Regions from separate parts of the Homo sapiens genome. Here region 2 is linked to region 1. A link is a loop called in an ENCODE intact Hi-C map of the cell type or tissue named here. Cell type or tissue: endothelial cell of umbilical vein. All regions are shown on one strand. Links, peaks and the distances in the headings refer to the core of each region. The heading gives the core; the rest is flanking DNA.

The links. Hi-C counts contacts between places; a loop is a spot of excess contacts. Peaks named below come from ENCODE experiments on the same cell type or tissue, not always from the same donor. Only the 100,000 strongest peaks of a DNase experiment are listed, where the experiment ranks them.
Region 2: a loop joins it to region 1, with 12 times the contacts of the local background. A loop is called at or near these places in 69 of 110 quality-filtered maps.

What each region holds. Positions count from the first base shown.
Region 1 is chr2:177,720,340-177,728,339 of GRCh38, reverse strand. PDE11A (phosphodiesterase 11A) reads left to right here. Exons shown (of 20, transcript NM_016953.4): 11 at 168-314; 12 at 575-682. It overlaps PDE11A-AS1 (PDE11A antisense RNA 1), which reads right to left. Exons shown (of 5, transcript NR_136171.1): 5 at 5,051-5,251. Among named protein-coding and RNA genes, the nearest start is that of PDE11A-AS1, 51 kb to the right of the region's middle. In endothelial cell of umbilical vein, for the core only: a CTCF peak has its summit at 3,497 (motif pointing right); a DNase peak (open chromatin) is centred at 3,779; H3K27ac peaks cover 497 bases.
Region 2 is chr2:177,484,366-177,495,054 of GRCh38, reverse strand. AGPS (alkylglycerone phosphate synthase) reads right to left here. Exons shown (of 20, transcript NM_003659.4): 12 at 1,856-1,907. Among named protein-coding and RNA genes, the nearest start is that of IFT70B, 63 kb to the left of the region's middle. In endothelial cell of umbilical vein, for the core only: a CTCF peak has its summit at 5,154 (motif pointing left); a DNase peak (open chromatin) is centred at 5,134.

The sequences.
Region 1 (8,000 bases), core at 1-8,000:
AGTTCAGAAACAAAAGACATTTACAGCTCAGAGTTTAGCTGTATCAGGGTGTAAGTGCAGGTCAGGCCTGATTTATGTGGCACTTCTGATAAGCAGGGGAGGAGAGCAGGATGGGGGTTTGGGAAAGCTGGTGAACTTGGCTTGACTTATGTCTTTTGCTTTTCTAGGCAGCCAACATCCCTCTGGTGTCAGAACTTGCCATCGATGACATTCATTTTGATGACTTTTCTCTCGACGTTGATGCCATGATCACAGCTGCTCTCCGGATGTTCATGGAGCTGGGGATGGTACAGAAATTTAAAATTGACTATGAGGTAAGATGTCTGTCTTGGGTGATCCAAGCAGTTCACCTGGGACAACGTGTTAGCCACTCTGAACCACTGGTTTCCCAAATACAAAATGGGGATGATAATCCCTGCCCTGCACACCTCATGGGATTACTGTGAGAACCAGAAGAGATGTTTGTGGAAGGCCTTTGATCACTGAGGGTTACTCAGATATAAGGCACCATTGAGATAAGGGTCCACTAGAATCACTTACAACTGCCTGACGCACCCTCTCCCTCCCATTTCAGACACTGTGTAGGTGGCTTTTGACAGTGAGGAAAAACTATCGGATGGTTCTATACCACAACTGGAGACATGCCTTCAACGTGTGTCAGCTGATGTTCGCGATGTTAACCGTAAGTGTGCTTAGTGATGGTGGAAGATCATTTCTCATTCGTAGGAACTGGCAGGCCTTCTCCTTTACATTTCCATTTCTCTGAAAAATTACCATGTGATCATTTTATGTTGGAACTTACCTACCCTGGTTATGAAAGTATATATGTGCCAGCAATTTCTGAGCTTGAAAGCTGTAACATTGTTGACCCCTTGAAGCCAGTGTAGCCTTGGAATGATTACTTGAGCTTCTGTTCAGTATTTTTTCTTGGTAAACTTGTTCTTTTACAAAAGAAATGCTCAGATTTTTAAAGTAATCTTTTTGCAGAGGAAATGTAGTTGAGTAACAGAACAAAGAGATCACTGGATATGACTCTCTTGGCTGGTGGAAAGCCAGTAGGGAGGTGTGAACATCACCCGCAGGAATATGGAAATCCTGAGAGGATGCTTATTTGAGACAATGCCCAGGGAGGCCAAGGAGAAAAGAGGGGTAAGAGTGCGCACTCTCCAGGTTTAGGGCTTACTTGCCTTAAAATCTCGTCCCGTGGGGTTTTAACCCAGTGATGGTGGCCAGTCTGTTTCACGGAGATATCTAGTGCAGCTGGGCAGATATAAGCCTTGGAATTTAATCTCAAAGCAAATGTTTGTGGCAAATATTGAAACAAATCCTCTATTTACTTCTTCTGGCAAGAAATAAGGCTTTTTTTGGCATAATTTCTACTACATTGTTACACTATCATCAAGTACAATGTTTTCTGGCTTAAATATGTTGGTTTCTTTGGCTTCATAGTTATATATACACACATGTGTACGTACATATCTGTGGGTGTGTGTAAACATATTGCCATACAAAAAAAAAGAATGTGAGTCTTGGACTCTTCCAACATAAAATAAATACCTTATATTTTTGCACCCAGACTAAAATTTAAACACAAAATCAGAACGCCAAATGAAATGCATTTTCCTTTGGTCCAAATGAACAAAGACAATTCTGCTTCTTTCTCAAAAAAAAAAAAAAAACTCTGCCTCATTTTCTGCCTATTAAAATTTTACTCATCCTTTAAGGCATTCATCTAGTGCCAGTTTTTCTACAAAGTCTTCCCCTTTCTCCCAAATCATCAATAATTACTTCTTTCCCTGTACTGTATCTAGTACAACACATCTTTCTTGCTACTGTGTATTTTAAGTTACAAATCTGTCATCCTCCTATAGAGTAAGCTGCTGAGGGAAGAGATCATTTCTTGTTTTTTCAACAGCATCTACTTATTTGCTCAACCACCATTTATTGAGGGTCACACCAGCACCCTGCACTCTGTCATGTACTTGGTGGGTTTTCAAAAAATGTATGTTGAATTGACATGAGCTGAAATGTGCATCTAGCATAAGATGGGGCCAGAATGTCTTTTATACTAGGGACTTGTGCTTTGGGTCCTCAACTGCTTAATAAACAGGCAGACTGGCCTGGGAAAACTGGACTGATTCCATTCTTCTGTTGCATCCACCGTTAGAGGAGTGAGCCATCAAGTGAGAAAGGAAGGTGCTTTGAACCATGAGGCTTAATAGCTCAAGTAACAACCATTGCTTGGAAAAAAAAAATCTTCATTTTGTTTTTCCATATCCTACCTCAGTAAACAAGGTATAATGTTTTGTGTACAGATTTCATATGTCTGGCCCACAGAGGACATTCAATAAAAAACTTTTTAACCCATTATTTGGGAAAACCTATGGATTTATGCGAATTGCCAAAATAAGTAAGTAGGAACCCTGTTCAATGAAGGAAAAAGAAATGGCTGTGACATTTTTGAGTTAGAAATGTCAAGGACAGAGACAGATTTTTATAACAAACCTTAAAATAGTTGGAATAGGGGAAACTGGCAAGAGCAGCAGGGTCACAGTGGACACTTAGGAGCAAAAGGAAATATATATCCAGTTTTCTGCAGTGGGTATTTCCATTATATGGGCAATTTTGATCCTTTCCAAGAAATTGAAGAGAATAGAATTCTTAAACTATGTCACCACAATGGGGATGCTCATATCGTCAGAATATTTCCAGGGTACAGTTGTTTTTGCAAGTATGCTCAGCAATCTTGAAGAGCAGCATTGTTGGAGAAGGCTTAGGTTTTGTTTTTTTGCATTCATGCTAACACAGAAAGAGGAGACTTCATTGTCAAATTTCTCTAAGGAGGGTGGGTGGAGGAGATCACAAAACAAAAACATGACTTCAGAAAGAATACAACGTTATTTTGTTCTCCTTCACATTGTATTGAGTAGCCACATCTGGAAAAGATAGTATTTTCTGCTCATTAAATTTTGTTGAACTTAACTAAGGGTTACAGTCAGTTAAAAGTGTCAACATTTGTTTCTCTCTAACGTAAGTATCTTCTCCAAGCTTGACTCTGGTCAATCTGGTTAATCAGAATTTTTTAATTAAGAAAATAATTACAGAAGTAACAAAGACGACTCAATCAGTGTAGCTAAAAATAAATTTAACTCGCTCATCAATTCTCATCTCTGGAATGTGACTCGGCCTATGGTAAAATGATGCCCTATTTCTTACCACCAATGGGCACTCATGCTTTTGGCACTCCTGAAGATTCTAAAAGCCTTTCAATGTTTTGATCTTATCAGTGATTAAAATTCCATTCCAGTGATCTCATATTTCCTGTCTGTGGGTTGTGTTAGAACCAAAATTCTCTATTAATCTGGGGGGAAAAAAGAAAGAAAAGAAAAGAAACTCACCATGTACCAACCATTGGATTCAACCTGGGTCATGTCATAAGGCTAAGAAAGCACAGCGTGTGTGTGCTGAGGCTTCCTCTAGATGGCGCTCCAAGGCAAAGTTTCTCAGCTGGTTTCCAGAAAAGGGGGAAAAAACCTTACCCACCTTCCTTGAAAGTGCTTCTTTTCTTCTAGCACAGGGAATACTGAGGTACACACCCCACCACAAAATAAATGTTTTTCCTAAAAGAGATAGCAACAAAACCAGTCTGTCGGAAAAGAGCATCTCCCATCAGGATGGGCCTGTTTTATGACTGCCACCTTGCATACCGTGCTGTTAAAGTGAATAATAGTGTTCTCCGTGTGACCTTAAATCTGTGATTGTGTATTTTTCCAAGCCTATTGTCTCTGGGAATGGGGAAATGCATAGTTGTGTGTCACTGCTGAACAAATTTTGGCACCACGTACAACAGGACAAGCAAATTATAAATATATGCCCCAGCTTCCTAACCTTTAACCCTAAAATCACTTCACGGGTGGAAAATAAACTTATTGACTCAGCATTGTGTTTTGCAAAAGTATTCAGGTTCATGTGTAGGTAACAAAGCGGTTTTGTTCCTTTAGAAATTAAAAAAAAAAAGAACTACTGTGTAGGACAGGCAAATTGATATAAAATGATGAACATTTTATTCACTGGGAACCCTGTTAATGACTTATTAATTTGTTCCATGCCTCTGGTCTGAAATTTCACATTTATAAATTTGAAAGCTTCAATGTTATTCTTTGTTTTTAAAAAGATATTTAGATAGTTAAAATTTCCCAAATACTTTGAATTCCTCTGACAAATACAGTAGGTAGTGACAGTTATTATTTGTGGTTAAAATGAGGAAGAAAACCTGCAGATGAATGATCATCATATAAATTTTCTTTACTAATAGAAGTTTATAGAACAAATATTCCATCATGCACATACATAATAAATAAATTATAACTATAAATACATGATAAAAGATGAGGGACATATTTCTTATATTCACGATGTAGACTAGATATCGGAAATGACTCTGCTTTTGTTTGTATTCTGTAAAATAAAAGGCATGTAGTGGTGCCAAGGTTGCAGAGACATTTTTTTCGGTTTTATAAATGATGTATGAGCTCTGACAGATTTTCCAAGGGGAAAAAAAAAGATTTCTTTAAGAGTCAGTATTCTTTACTATCCCATAAATGTACTCATTAGCACTTTGAGCCATGCCCTGCATCCTGTAGGGTATCAATAAAGATTAATTGAATGAGTGAATTTAGTTTAGGGTAATATTATTCAAGGAACCATGTTGCTCAGTGTCCAGTTAAAAAAAGCTATAAAATGGTGAACAACTATTATTGCTTGAAATCTTGTTCTTTCTTCATATCACACTAAGGTTCAGCTAGGGTTCATATAGAATATTATGATCTTGCAGAATTCACTGGATATGAAAAGAGAAGAGCACATGATCACATTAAAATTTATGGTGGTGCAGGCAGCGTGGCGCTGGTGGGGAATTGCAGTTAAACACTAATAATAACCAAGTATCACAGCAAACACATTGACACCCCCTGACATTTACTGGGGGCTTCTTAAATCTTAATGTGGAGGTAGCGTGTTTAAATCCATATTTGTGTTGTCAACAAGGTTATTTTCAGAGATAAGCCAAACCATTTTATTGATAATTCAAACTAGAAAGCAGAAGGGATGTTTAGGGAGAAAATCCATCCTATTTACCAGCTTGAGGCTGATGTTCTGTCCTCTGACTGCAGTTTCCAGAAAAGTCCTTGATTTTTGAGGTAGAAAATTCATTCTGGAAGATCTTAGAAGCACAGCTGAAACTCCTCCCTCCCTGTCCAAGAAATACAGAACCAATTGAAATTTTAAATAAAATATTTTTACTCAATAATCAGAATCCTAATCTCAACAGAAATCAAATTCCTTTGTAGACTGTAACACTGGAAGTTACAGAGAGATCTAGATGTTTTGTTCTGTAACTGACTGAAATAAATTAATAAACAGTAATCATATTTGTAATCATCAAACATCATTTTTACATTGTATTTCCTTATCAAAAAAGTAGTAACTTGTTATATTTACTTTAAAATAAATGGCAGCATTATTGTAATACTATAATAAAATCTACATGATAGAATAACCAACTCTTTAATCTTCATGCAAATGTAACCTACAAGATGGCAAATTTTTAATTTAGAAAAGGAGTAATTTTTAAATGTTTTTGCAGAACATCAGCACCAGACACAATAAATTAACTATGGGGCTAATCAATTTGAATACTGTGTTTAAATTACATTTAAGACTCCTGTCTTTTAATCATTTAAAAAAGGTTTCTATTTTTCTTCTCTCTGACTGCATCTCAGAGCCCCAATTAGGCACTCCATGCTTCCAGCTGACATTGCCTTTATCCACATTTATTTTATAAAAGAAAAAAGGCAAAGCTGCACATAATTAAGAACCTGGTGTGCTAATAACCAAACATACAATTGGGCAGAAGGATAATCCAATCCATTTCCTCTCACAGGAGAGTAACCTCCATAACTCACTTTAAGCGCTGCCATTCATGAGTTATGGGTCATTCCCTTTCTAGTGAAAATAAATTCTCCCGCACCATCAGCCAGAGCTGGGTATTTTTCTTAGGACATGTAAATTGTAAAAGTGTATGAACATAATCATGTCCGACGTTACAGGGAAAGTATAACCTCTTGCTCACGGACATAGGCTTATACGTAAATGTATGTGGTTTCGAGGCTGGGGCTGCCTAGTTACAATATAGGATTTTTGATTAAAGTGAATTTATTCTTGAGATTTTTATGATGTTGGTAAACTGCTTAATCTGTCGCTTTGTGTTTTATGACGCCAGCCAAATCCTCCAGGTCAGGGAGACCCAGCAGCAGAGCCATGGTCATTTATCACAGCCTCCATTTTCCACGGTGTATGATTTCCTAGTGGCACTTTCTTGGGACTGAAACCTGGCACCTAAGGGTGTTAAGTTGGGAGCTATAAAAAGTTTTAAATTTTCATGGGTCTCAAGTTTAGTTTCGGCTGAATTATGGCTAATAAAAATTTGAGCTTTGAAGAAGCCTCAAATTCTTGAAATTCACCAACCTGGGCTCTGTGGCACTTTGAGAGATCTGTCTTTCTACACAATTAATGTGCAGCAAGTGATCTGCTTCATTTTCTGTGGTCATAAACCATATGTTATATTATATGCAGTTCACTGGTAATTTATCAGAAATAAAATATAAATTATATTTCTAAACATGGACAAAACATACCGTCCTTGTCCTCAAAAAAAATCATAAAGCACAAATATTGTTAGGGTTGAAAGCTAAGTCCTTAAGAATCTGATATTTTTCTTTTGGTTCCTTTTAAAATGCATTATATGTGCTATATACATACAGCTATGTTTATTTATTATCTTTTGATGTAGAAACCTCCACTTTCTCAAGTCTTATTATTTAGTTGAAAATTTCCTTATATTATTTGTATATCTTTTTGTACATTTTATCAAAATAAGACAGCAGAAATATATTGAGCAAATTTTATTTGACCACATTAGGACTTCTTGAGAATGAAATAGTGTTGACAGATACCAGAGGTTTGCTTTGAAATACGCTAGCAAACAAAACAAAACAAACACACACTGCATGTGAAGAGACAGATGAAACAAGCCGCAAAACCTGGATTCCTGCTGAAGTTAGGCAATGACTGCACTGGGTTCATTATATTAATGGTATTCTATTTTTTGTATGTTTTTAACTCTCCAAAATAAAGAATTTGAAATTTATGCTAATAAACAGGTTAAAAATTAAGCCTTAGAAGTGGTTATAAATGTAATAGAATATAATAATAAAGTTATATATAAAATTAATCCAATTTTTAAATGTATGCATCAAACATCTACGCAACATATGTAATTGTACTGGACTGTGTTGCCTTTCTGAGACTTACATACACAAGCACTTGCAACCGTAGTTGAGGCTAAAGGGTCAACATATTCCCAAAACATGACTAAGGTTTTATGATTTGATAGTAAGTGCCTTCAGAAGCTTCTGGTTGGGAAAGAAAGTCATTTATATATAGACTGTAAGGTTTTTCCAACTCTGAGCTTGGTAAGGAAAGGACCAGTTAGGCCTAAATCAATAGTTAATTAATGCCAAATCAATATTTGGTTGCATTCATCTTGAAAAGAAAGATAAGCAAATTCAATCAAAACTATCCCGTTCCCATGAATAATTAGACAACCTGCAATTGGCTTGTTACATTGCATACTCTGGTAAAGGAGACATGTGAGTTTGTTGGTCCTAGATGGTGATTCCCTATCAGCTGGAAAGGTTCTGGTCTCTGGACCTCAAAATGGGGCTAAGGTGCCCCCTTTTCTCTTCAGCAGACCCATTTATTGGTAGACAAACTTTACTGTAAATGCCGAGGGAGTATGACCACTAAATCTAGATGCTATAGTTTGCTCAGTAGGGATTTTTTCCCCTCCATTGAAGTTTGTGGTTGCATACCTGTTCTTCCCCTTATGCTTTCATCACACACTGTCTCTGATTGACAAAGGTAAGATCCTTTTTTAAAAA
Region 2 (10,689 bases), core at 1,599-9,598, 230 kb after region 1:
CTGAAGTAGAGATTATATTAAAAATATTAACAACTAATAATATGGCATGTGCTTTGTTAACAACCAATGTGGTATAAACACCGACCAATCAGCCATACGGTTAGTGCAGGGTCTGGGGCACCTTTTGTTGTGCTAAGCATTATTTCCTCTTTTGCTTGATCATGAAGCCATGGCAGGATATATTAATGTAAAGGCTTCAATTAAAATTGAGAAATAAAAAAGGTTATATAGACAGCCAAAAAGCATGATCAGATCTGTATTTCAAAAGGATCACTTTGGTGGCTAAGTAAAGGGCAGAGAGAGGGGAGACACAGTAAAGACTAGAGAAGGTAGAACCTATAATACCACAGACAGGAGCAAGCTAGAGGGGAGCAAGTAAGTATGTTTTCAGGTATAGTAATGAGAACATGGAAGAGGGATGACAGGAAGACTTTCTTTAAACCTTCACTTTAAATTGTTATGGACTCCAATTATAAATAAGTATGGCCAAATCATAACTAATTTTACAAATGCCTAGGTCTAACATTGTTTACAACAACAATAACATATAAACGAATAACACAGTCTTATTAATTAGATGCATGGCTCTCTTTAAGACCTAGATCTTTAAATGCAGGCCAAAACACACAAGTGGTTTTTCACTTGATTTAAGTATTTCATTACTTATAGAACATATTTATCTTAAACTTTTGTCAGTAGTATAGTATTTTGAAAGTAATTTACTTAAAGAAATAAACAATTATGACTAACTTAGAAGAATGTAATTTTAAAACTCTTAATATGTTACGAACCTGACTTTAGTTAAGTTTCTATGTAACTATAACCATGCTTCCCTAAATTAAAATCTCAGCTTACTTTTAGACATGACAAAAGCCTGCCTATCTTTGCCTTTAGTATTTATTACTGAACGATCACTCTCATGATTTTAGGAATTGTTTTGAGGGTATTTAAATTCTATAAACTTAAATCCCAAAGTAAATTTCACAATATAACTACAACCCATTATCATATCTTTTTCCCAAGACCACCACCCATTCTTCTATGTTATTTAATCTACCCAATCAAATCAGTCTAGGTGTTGTCTTCAACTCCTCCTTTTATTTAGCCTTCCACATCCAGTTAGCAAACTGATTTTCTGAAAATCTATCATCCGTTCTCTATCTCCATTGCTGCTGCCATGCTCAAAGCCCTCAAACTTTGCTTCTTGAGCTGTTTCATCTCCTAGTGTCTCTCCTCCATGCATGTACCCTTCTAATCTATCCTGCACAATGCTGCCAGAATGAGCTAAGATGTAAAGTTGATTGATTTTATTCTTCAAAGAAATCCCACTGCTGACAAGACAAAATCCAAATCTATCCTGCAAAGCCCTAGCCCACCCAACCAACTTTATCTCATGTAACAACTCTAACCCCACCCTCTATTTGAGCCACATAGAACAATTTGAAGTCCCCTAACACACATCATTGAGTTTCACACCTTCACATTTTTGCTGCCAAGTGAAGAAGTCTGGTTGAGAAGAAGAAGAGACATCTAGGCAAACTTATATTCACCTTTGAAGATTTAGCTCAAGCATCTCTCTTATAAAAGCCTTTTCTGACTCTTTATCCTCAAGCAAAATCAAGAAGAATCAATTCCTTCATTTGCAGCCCATGGTATCCAGTGCAGTCTTCTTTCACAGGCCCTCCAACACTGCTACCCTCACTCATTTATGTAATTGTCTATCTTCATTAGACTGACATCTTCCTGAAAGGCAAGACTGACGTTCTTTCTACCTCTGCACTCCGTACTCTTCCTACTGATGTTTCATAAATTTCTGTGGCTAAATGACATTTTAAAATTACCACTCCTTACTTACCAAACTGAAACTGCTTGTTGTCCATGAGGCGAATAGATGCCGGAGCACATCTCTGTTTTAAAAAGAAAAAAAAAAGTGATACAAATTTAATACAGTAAGAAGCTAGACAGGTAGAATGTGAATATTATCTTTCTATATTTAAGAGATCAAGAGCTTAGTTCCTAAGGATTTACAGAGGAAAAAAAGTTAACTTTTCATATACTTTTATGAAGACAAATATCAATGACTTCTATAAAATATTTGGAGAGAAGAAATCTACAGATATAGATAAATAAATACAAACATAAGTTAACAGATTTTAAATTTATCAGCAGAAAAAGCTGCCTAATGTCTGGCAAAGACATATGAGAATATCCTAAAAGAAATACCAGACCCCAAAGTGGATTATTTTAGAACAAAGATGTTTCTAAAACTAAAATCCAGTGCCTCAAGTATTATGCCATTTTATGAACTATACTGTATTTTATCCACAGTAAAGGTAGAAGATGAAGACATTCTGACTTTTAGATGAGCACTATTTCAGGCAAACCACACAGCCTCCAAAAATCACTTAAAACACAGACACATGCACACACAGCTTTATCATATTCCAAACAAAAATTACATTAAAACTATGTTATTTTCTATTTTGTAGTCTTATTAAATGTATAATAGTTTAAAAATGTTAAAGAAATGTACTACCTGAGTAATTTCAAATATTGGCATAAGAGTATCTTTGTAGTTGGGTTGATACTTCTAAAAACGTTACCAGTTTCCAAAAATACTAAAGGAAAATCAGTTTTCTTCACGTTTACAAATCTGAAATGTTTTTCATAAAGTGGGCACATTGACTTCTAATAAAATATACAAAGCCTGATTAGACCAAATTTCTTTTCTTCATAAGTAGAATATACATATAACATATATATTTATATATTCTAGCTTAAGCACATAAGTAAAATATGAGACAGTAACAGCCACTCTGTCATTCATAACAAAAACATTTTAAGTTCCTACCAGCAACTTGTAAATTCCATCTCCTGCTAACAACCACATTCTACCGCACCTTTATCAATGGCAAGTATTATTAATGAAAACAATTCACGTAAGTACACATATATCAGAAAATGGGAGGGGATGGGTGCAGTGGCTCACACTTGCAATCCTAGCACTTTGTGAGGCTGAGGTGGGCAAATCACTTTAGGACAGGAGCTCAAGACCAGCGTGACCAACATGGCAAAAGCTTGTCTCTACTAAAAACACAAAAATTAACTGGGCGTGGTGGTATACACCTATAATCCCAGCTACTTGGGAGGCTGAGGCATGAGAATCACTTGAACCTGGGAAGCAGAGTTTGCAGTGAGCGAAGATTGTGCCACTGCACTCCAGCCTGGGCAACAGTGCAAGACCTTGTCTCAAAAACAAAACAAAACAAAATGAAAAAAAAGGGGGGGGGGGGGAAGGAAAGTATATTACATTTAGTGTAGTAAATTTCTATGGGTATTTAATCTTTAAAACAATTAAAATATGCAAGTCTTGATTAAATCTTGGTTTGCAAACACTATTCATAAAACATATCTTGGAGATAACTGGAATAATCTTATATAATGAATATTAGATGGCATTAACAAATTACTGTTGATTGGCCAGGCGCAGTGGCTCACACCTGTAATCCCAGCACTTTGGGAAGCCAAGGGAGGCAGACTGCCCGAGGTCAGGAGTTCAAGACCAGCCTGGCCAACATGGTGAAACCCCATCTCTACTAAAAATACAAAAAAAAAAAAAAAAAAAGAAATTAGTCAGACATGGTGGCACACACCTGTAGTCCCAGCTACTCAGGAGGCTGAGACAGGGGAATTGCTTGAACCCAGGAGGAAGAGGTTGCAGTGAACCACTGCACTCCAGCCTGCTGGGCGACAGAGCGAGACTCTGTCTCAAAAAAAAAAAAATTCCTACTGATTTTCTTAGACATGAAAATGGTATTGTAGTTATAAAGAAGAACACTATTCCGTCTTTAGGAGACGGTGCTGATGTATTTAGGTTAAGTGCTGTAAAGTCTGCAACCTAGGCTGGGTATGGCGGCTCACACCTATAATCTCAGCATTTTGGGAGGCTGAGGCGGTGGATCACCAGAGGTCAGGAGTTCGAGACCAGCCTGACCAACATGGTGAAACCCCATCTCTACTAAAAATACAGTATTACCCAGCCGTGGTGGTGCATGCCTGTAATCCCAGCTACTTGGGAGGCTGAGGCAGGAGAATCACTTGAACCTAGGAGGCGGAGGTTGCAGTGAGCCGAGATTGCACCACTGCACTCCAGCCTGGGCAACAAAAGCAAAACTCTGTCTTTAAAAAAAAAAAAAAAAAAAAAAAAAGTCTGCAACTTAATTTCAAATGGTCCAAAAAACATATACACGTACATGTTAAACAGAGCAAAAACTTAATTATTGTTGAATATATGAAGTGGATAGACAGGTGATCACTGTACCAGTCTTTCAAATTTTCTGTATGCTTAAAATTTTCAAATTAAAAAGCTGGAAAAAAGGCAAGAAAGCTCCTGGGCAACTGCTGTATCATATAGCAACTAATATTCAATTATATTGAGTGTGATTTTTAACTTGATAATCAAGTCACATAAGCTAGCTATCCAGTATTCCTATTAGTATCAAGGAGGAATAGTAGATGGTAACAGACAAACACTATCAAAACAGAACTAATAAGCTAAAGAATTTTTTTAATTTTAGATATTAAATTATTTTAACATGGACTTTTTTGAAATTATCTAATTCAAACCAACGGTTTTAAAGTCTCATACTTCAATAGTACCAGATTTTTAAAAAGTCAGTAGAGTTTTTCAGTTATTGTCATAACTAAATGCTTATATAAGTAAAGCACTCAAAAATAGCATCTAGGTTGGTTTATGATCTCCTGGTAATTGATATTTGTAAATCACTGCACATCATTCTAAATATATAAAGCTGAAAACATTTCTTATAATTCAAATAATTAAAAGTTACCACTACAGTTAATTAAATGGAAGGTTCTATAATCAAGAGATCAAAATAATGTTACTATTCTTAAAAAACAACATCAATTTGAGTTACTATATGTACAGTTAAGATTAGGTTATGTTTCCACTGCTTTAAAACTAATTTGGTAGGTTTAAAAAAACCACAAAAGATTGCCTTCAAAAGTCAGAGACAGCACAAGTTCTGAGAATTTGAGCTCTAAATTCACTCCCATGTTATTTACTAATGCAGGGCTGAGAGTATTCCACAGATTTTGTAAAGGAGGGAAAAAGGTCCTTGAGTTAAAGTGACCCCTGCTGGTAAGCGATCAAAACTAACCTGAGAGGGAATATTTTTACAAATTTTAATGATGGGTTAATGATAAATTCAGGGAATTCAAGAATACTCAGACAGAAATTGCTTACTAAAACTGAGCTAATGAAATAATTGATTTCTTTCCTGCTACGATAAATGTACCCTTACTAGAATCTCTCAAATCATCGAACTTGTACCTAACTATATTTTATACTTAATAGTCTGAAACTATATGAAACCTGATATGGACTAATACAGAAATATCAGTATACTTTTTGTACTTTAATAATGAAATAAATAACCACGATGACTTCACAACATGGATACAAGACTGACTTAGTCAAATTGCTGGCAATTTCTTCCCTTTAGGGATGCTACAACCAGGAATTTACTTGATTGCATAATCTGAATAGTAAAAACTATTCTGATTAGTCTTATTTACTTAGTACTCTCTGCACTAACTTAAAAAGCAACATATTTCTCAATCCTATCATTTTATTTAAAAATATTTCCTTGGCCAGGCGCGGTGGCTCACGCCTGTAATCCCAGCACTTTGGGAGGCCGAGGCAGGCGGATCACGAGGTCAGGAGATCGAGACCATCCTGGCTAACACAGTGAAATCCTGTCTCGACTAAAAATACAAAAAATTAGTCTGGTGTGGTGGCAGGCGCCTGTAGTCCCAGCTACTGGGGAGGCTGAGGCAGAAGAATGGCATGAACCCGGGAGGCGGAGCTTGCAGTGAGCCGAGATCGCACCACTGCACTCCAGCCTGGGCAATAGAGCGAGACTCCGTTTCAAAAAAAAAAAAAAAGAAACATCAAAATATTCTGCAAAACTGGTTTTTCTAAAACTAAGTCATAGCTCTTACTTGTCACAGAAAAAATCAGAACTTGCAATTCAGATGAGACATATTTGAGAAGGCACCTCTTAAAAGACTAGTTACCAGCAAAATAAATTCAACATTAACATATATTTCACATGTCTGAGGGGTTTCTGCTAACGTAATGTCATAAGGATAAACTATAAAAGTATAAGCATTGAATGGCAGCCATGTAACTCTGGTCCATGGCTAAGGAATGAATTATACTTGATTGAAAACATTTGTTTCCTCAAAGGGTAAATCCACATCCTATGTAGACTCTGGAACAGCCCAAATTCTTGAGCCTAGAGACTACCTTGGAAATAGACTATCAATCTCATGTTGTATCAGAAGCAAATGCTTCAATACTAAACTCCATGTGCTATACAAAAATTTGGGCACAAAAAATTATCATAATATGCAACATCCTCACTAGAAGTGAGGAACCACATATAACTGCATACTATCCATTGCATTATGTTGGTTATCAAGCTAAGAGCACACTACCTCAAATAAGGCACACAACAAAATTGATTAATTTAAAAGTTCAAATCCCAGCACTTTGGGAGGCTGAGGCAGGTGGATCACAAGGTCAGGAAATCGAGACAATCCTGGCTAACACGGTGAAACCCTGTCTCTACTAAAAATACAAAAACAAAATTAGCAGGGCGTGGTGGCGGGCGCCTGTAGTCCCAGCTACTCAGGAGCCTGAGGCAGGAGAATGGCATGAACCTGGGAGGTGGAGCTTGCAGTGAGCTGAGATGGCACCACTGCACTCCAGCCTGGGTGACAGAGAGAGAATCCGTCTCAAAAAAAAAAAAAAGTTCAAAAAAGGCTATGTAAAAAAAGATAATCTGTTAAATGTGAATTTCTGGACATAAAAACTTAAAATGTAGACAAATTCTTCTTCTAACTAATAAGTCAGAGTTGGTATCACAGATGAAATGATAGACTATTTAAGGCTACAGTTATTACTGGTTGGTCATCTTAGAGATGACATACTGACTTACAGCTAGGAGTCCGTATGATAAACAATAAGAACTTTTTATTTTGACAAGTCAATTGTTGCTTGGTTTTAAAGAATAAAATAATACATAATAGGGAGTGAATATTGCCCTCCACTTATATTAAGGAAAAGACCAAAAGATAATGCCAGTCTCCTAATTATAACTTTATAGTTTTTCAGTTTAGTAAAGGTATAATAACTTGTTCTGAGTGGCTTCTGGTAGAGAACATGTCTCATAACTGTCTTAATTTTGCTGGATCAAACAGTAAATGATCCAATTAACCAAACACTTGACTAGGGTTATTCTCTCTGCTTCAGAGAAAAAAACGCATGACACAAAAAAAATGATTTAAAATAATTTCAGTTTCTCTATGTAATAAATACTCCCAAGAATTACTGTTGAATAAAAAGAAGTTTTAAGTGTTTTATAAGGTAAGTGCTAAACCTGACTCCTTCTAATTTATTTGAACTCCTCCAAGATAAATTAAGTTTAAAACAGAACAATTCATAAAATTTATGTCTTCCCAAATTATAATCTAAAATCATTAAAACAAACAAACAAAAAACCCCAAACCTTCATCAGTTTAAAATTGTTTAAAATAAAAGTGATAGAAGGAAGGAAAAATTACCCTCCATCAAAAGGTAGTGGGAAGAAAAGCTGCATTTTCATCTATAATTCTAAAAACCTAGTTCGAAGAAACTAGGTTTTACTGAGAAGAGTTTTGAGAGGAATGAGTACTAATCAATACCAAATACAGTTTTTCCTCTTGTTGGAATAAATGCTCCTCTCAAAATACCATAGGGCACTACTCCTAAGTTTTTATTGAAAACAAACAAAAAAAACCCAAGCTTCAGAAACTGCTTCTGAGCTTGTTTTAACACTCGGTTTTCCTTTTAACCTTGTAAAGACATCGTTATTTCCAAACTAACAATTTTATTTATCTCTTTTAGAGAATAATAACACGTTATATCTAACACTGATATGCTGATTAAAAAACATTATTTTCCTCCTCTTCATAGGCTACAGCAGGAAATGTATTTTCTGAGAACGTCTTAAAAATCATTTACCCATCTACTGAATAAAGGAGGAGATTATACTGGACTGCCACTTATGAGAAAGAATCACATTAATCTTCCACTAAATCCTCCTTTCTAGCTTCTCACAAGGCAGTGAAGTATTGAAAGAGGATACTTGCTCACATGGACAAAGATCGGATGAGAGACTTTAGTAGAATCCTTCTAATGCTAGTATAAGGTTGCTTAATTTATTTCCTTCAGTAAGAATAGTAATAAAAATATACATATAGCCCACTTTGCTATTTGTGAACAGTCATGTATGTTCTTTCCCAAAAGATATTTATCCAAAATTACAGTTTCCCATTTCAAAAGCAACTTGAATCTGAAAATATTGCAAAGATGGAAGTGCTATAAAATGACAGTGAAGAATTACAAGCAACCAATTCATTATTCAATCAAGAATTTGGCACAATCATAAGCCATGTACCATCTACTTTAATGGATCTTAATTCCCCTGCTATCAACTGAAATTCCAAATCCCAAATTGAACAATGACTAGTTCCAAAACCTGATTTTTTCAATTTTTCTGCCTGAAAACACTATTACAAAGGAAGGCAGCAAATACTGTACCACTCTTGACATATGAGACTTGTATGTTCTACAAACTAATATACAACTTTCCCTAAACCATTATAAAACCTTTTATCCATTTCCAGGTAAGATAAACATTAATGCCTCTCTACATGTGCATTATAATAGAAGTAAAATATGTAGGTTTCCAAAACTGTTAGATATCCAAATCCCAGTAACTACTCTTAGCAATTGCTCCATTATTAAGAGCAATGCTCGAGAATAGAATATTATCTATCTGGACTTTTAAAATCAGTTTCAAGTAAGACAAACTTTCTAGTCCATAATATTTGTATTTCTAAAAACTGTCAATTATTAAGTACATAGAACTGAACTGTCATAGCTATAGACTAGAAAGGACCTTTCTTTACGACCTGCTTTTTTAACCACATGGTAGCACTGTCTATCAATCATTATCTTTATTTTGTTCCAAGATATATAGCTAATACAGTTTTTTTTGTTTGTTTTTTGAGATAGGGTCTTGCTCTGTTGCCCAGGCTGAAGTACAGTGGCACGATCACGACTCACAGCAGCCTCGACCTCCTGGGCTCAATGGATCCTCTCACCTCAGCCTCCAGAGTAGCTAGGATTACAGGCACATGCCTCCATACCCAGCTAATTTTTGTATTTTTTATAGAGACAGGGTTTCGCCATGTTGCCCAGACTGGTCTCAAACTCCTGGGCTCAAGTGATCTGCCTGCCTCAGCTTCTTAAAGTGCTGGGATTACAGATGTGAGCCACCGCACCTGGCTCACTATAGTTTTGTGTAGTGAATTTAGATTATAGTCATTGGGTGAACATCCTAAGAATTTTTTTAAATGAGTAAAAGGACAAGTTTCACTGATTTCTGCAAGGATGAAGGAAAATTCCATACTTGCTTTTCAATAGCACAAGTAGGTCTTCTGTGTCACTTTCTATCAGGGGCATATCGAATTGTAATAAAAACTGTATCAGATTACACCAACTATTTATGGCGGAAATGTTGGAAATCAACATTTCCATTGTAATGAAATTATAAACTTAGTATTTTGATACATTTGTACATCACTTCTTATTAATGAAATTTAAGATAGATTTACATGTAAGTATTTGCAGTGTGGAAAAGTAGATGGAGCATCAAGAAAACAAAATATGCACACATCTAATCAAAAGCTTTATGAGTGTACTAAATCTGTGTTCTATAGAGGGGAGATATTATTGAAGGGGCAGAGTTGGTCAATACAGACTGAACACGACCTCTCTGAGATCTTTTGTTGAAAATAAATACAAATCCAAACTACTTTTATAACTTCTGTAATTTTTTAAAAAATCTAATTTGGGGCCGGGCATGGTGGCTCATGCCAGCAATCTCTACACTTTGGGAGGCCTAAACTGGAGGATCGCTTGAGTCCAGGAGTTCAAGACCAGCCTGGGGAACACAGGGAGATCCCATCTCTACAAAAGTTTAAAAAAAAATTAGCCAGGTATAGTGGTGTGTGCCTATGGTCCCAGCTATTCAGGAAGCTGAGGTGGTAGGATCACCTGCATCCAGGAGATTGAGAGGCTGCGTTGAGCTGTGATTGTGCCACTGCACTCCAGCCTGGATGAGAAAGTGAGACCCTGTCTCAGAAAGGAAAAATCTAATTTGGCATTCATATTTTTTTTCATAAAATTAGAGGCAATAATGGTGAATTAGAATTATGTCATTCAAGACTTGAACAAGAAATGACATGAACTACAATTCTTTAATAACACTTTTTGTGGCTGGGCATGGTGGCTCACGACTGTAATCCCAGCAATTTGGGAGGCCGGGGCGGGCGGATCACCTGAGGTCAGGAGTTCGAGACGAGCCTGGCCAACACGGCAAAATCCCATCTTCACTAAAAATACAAAAAAATCTGCTGGGCTTGGTGGTGGTCGCCTATAATCCCAGCTACTCGGGAGGCTGAGGCAAGAGAATTGCTTGAATCCGGGAGTCAGAGGTTGCAGCGCATCGAGATCGCGCCATTGCACTCCAGCCTGGGAGACAGAGTAGGATTCCA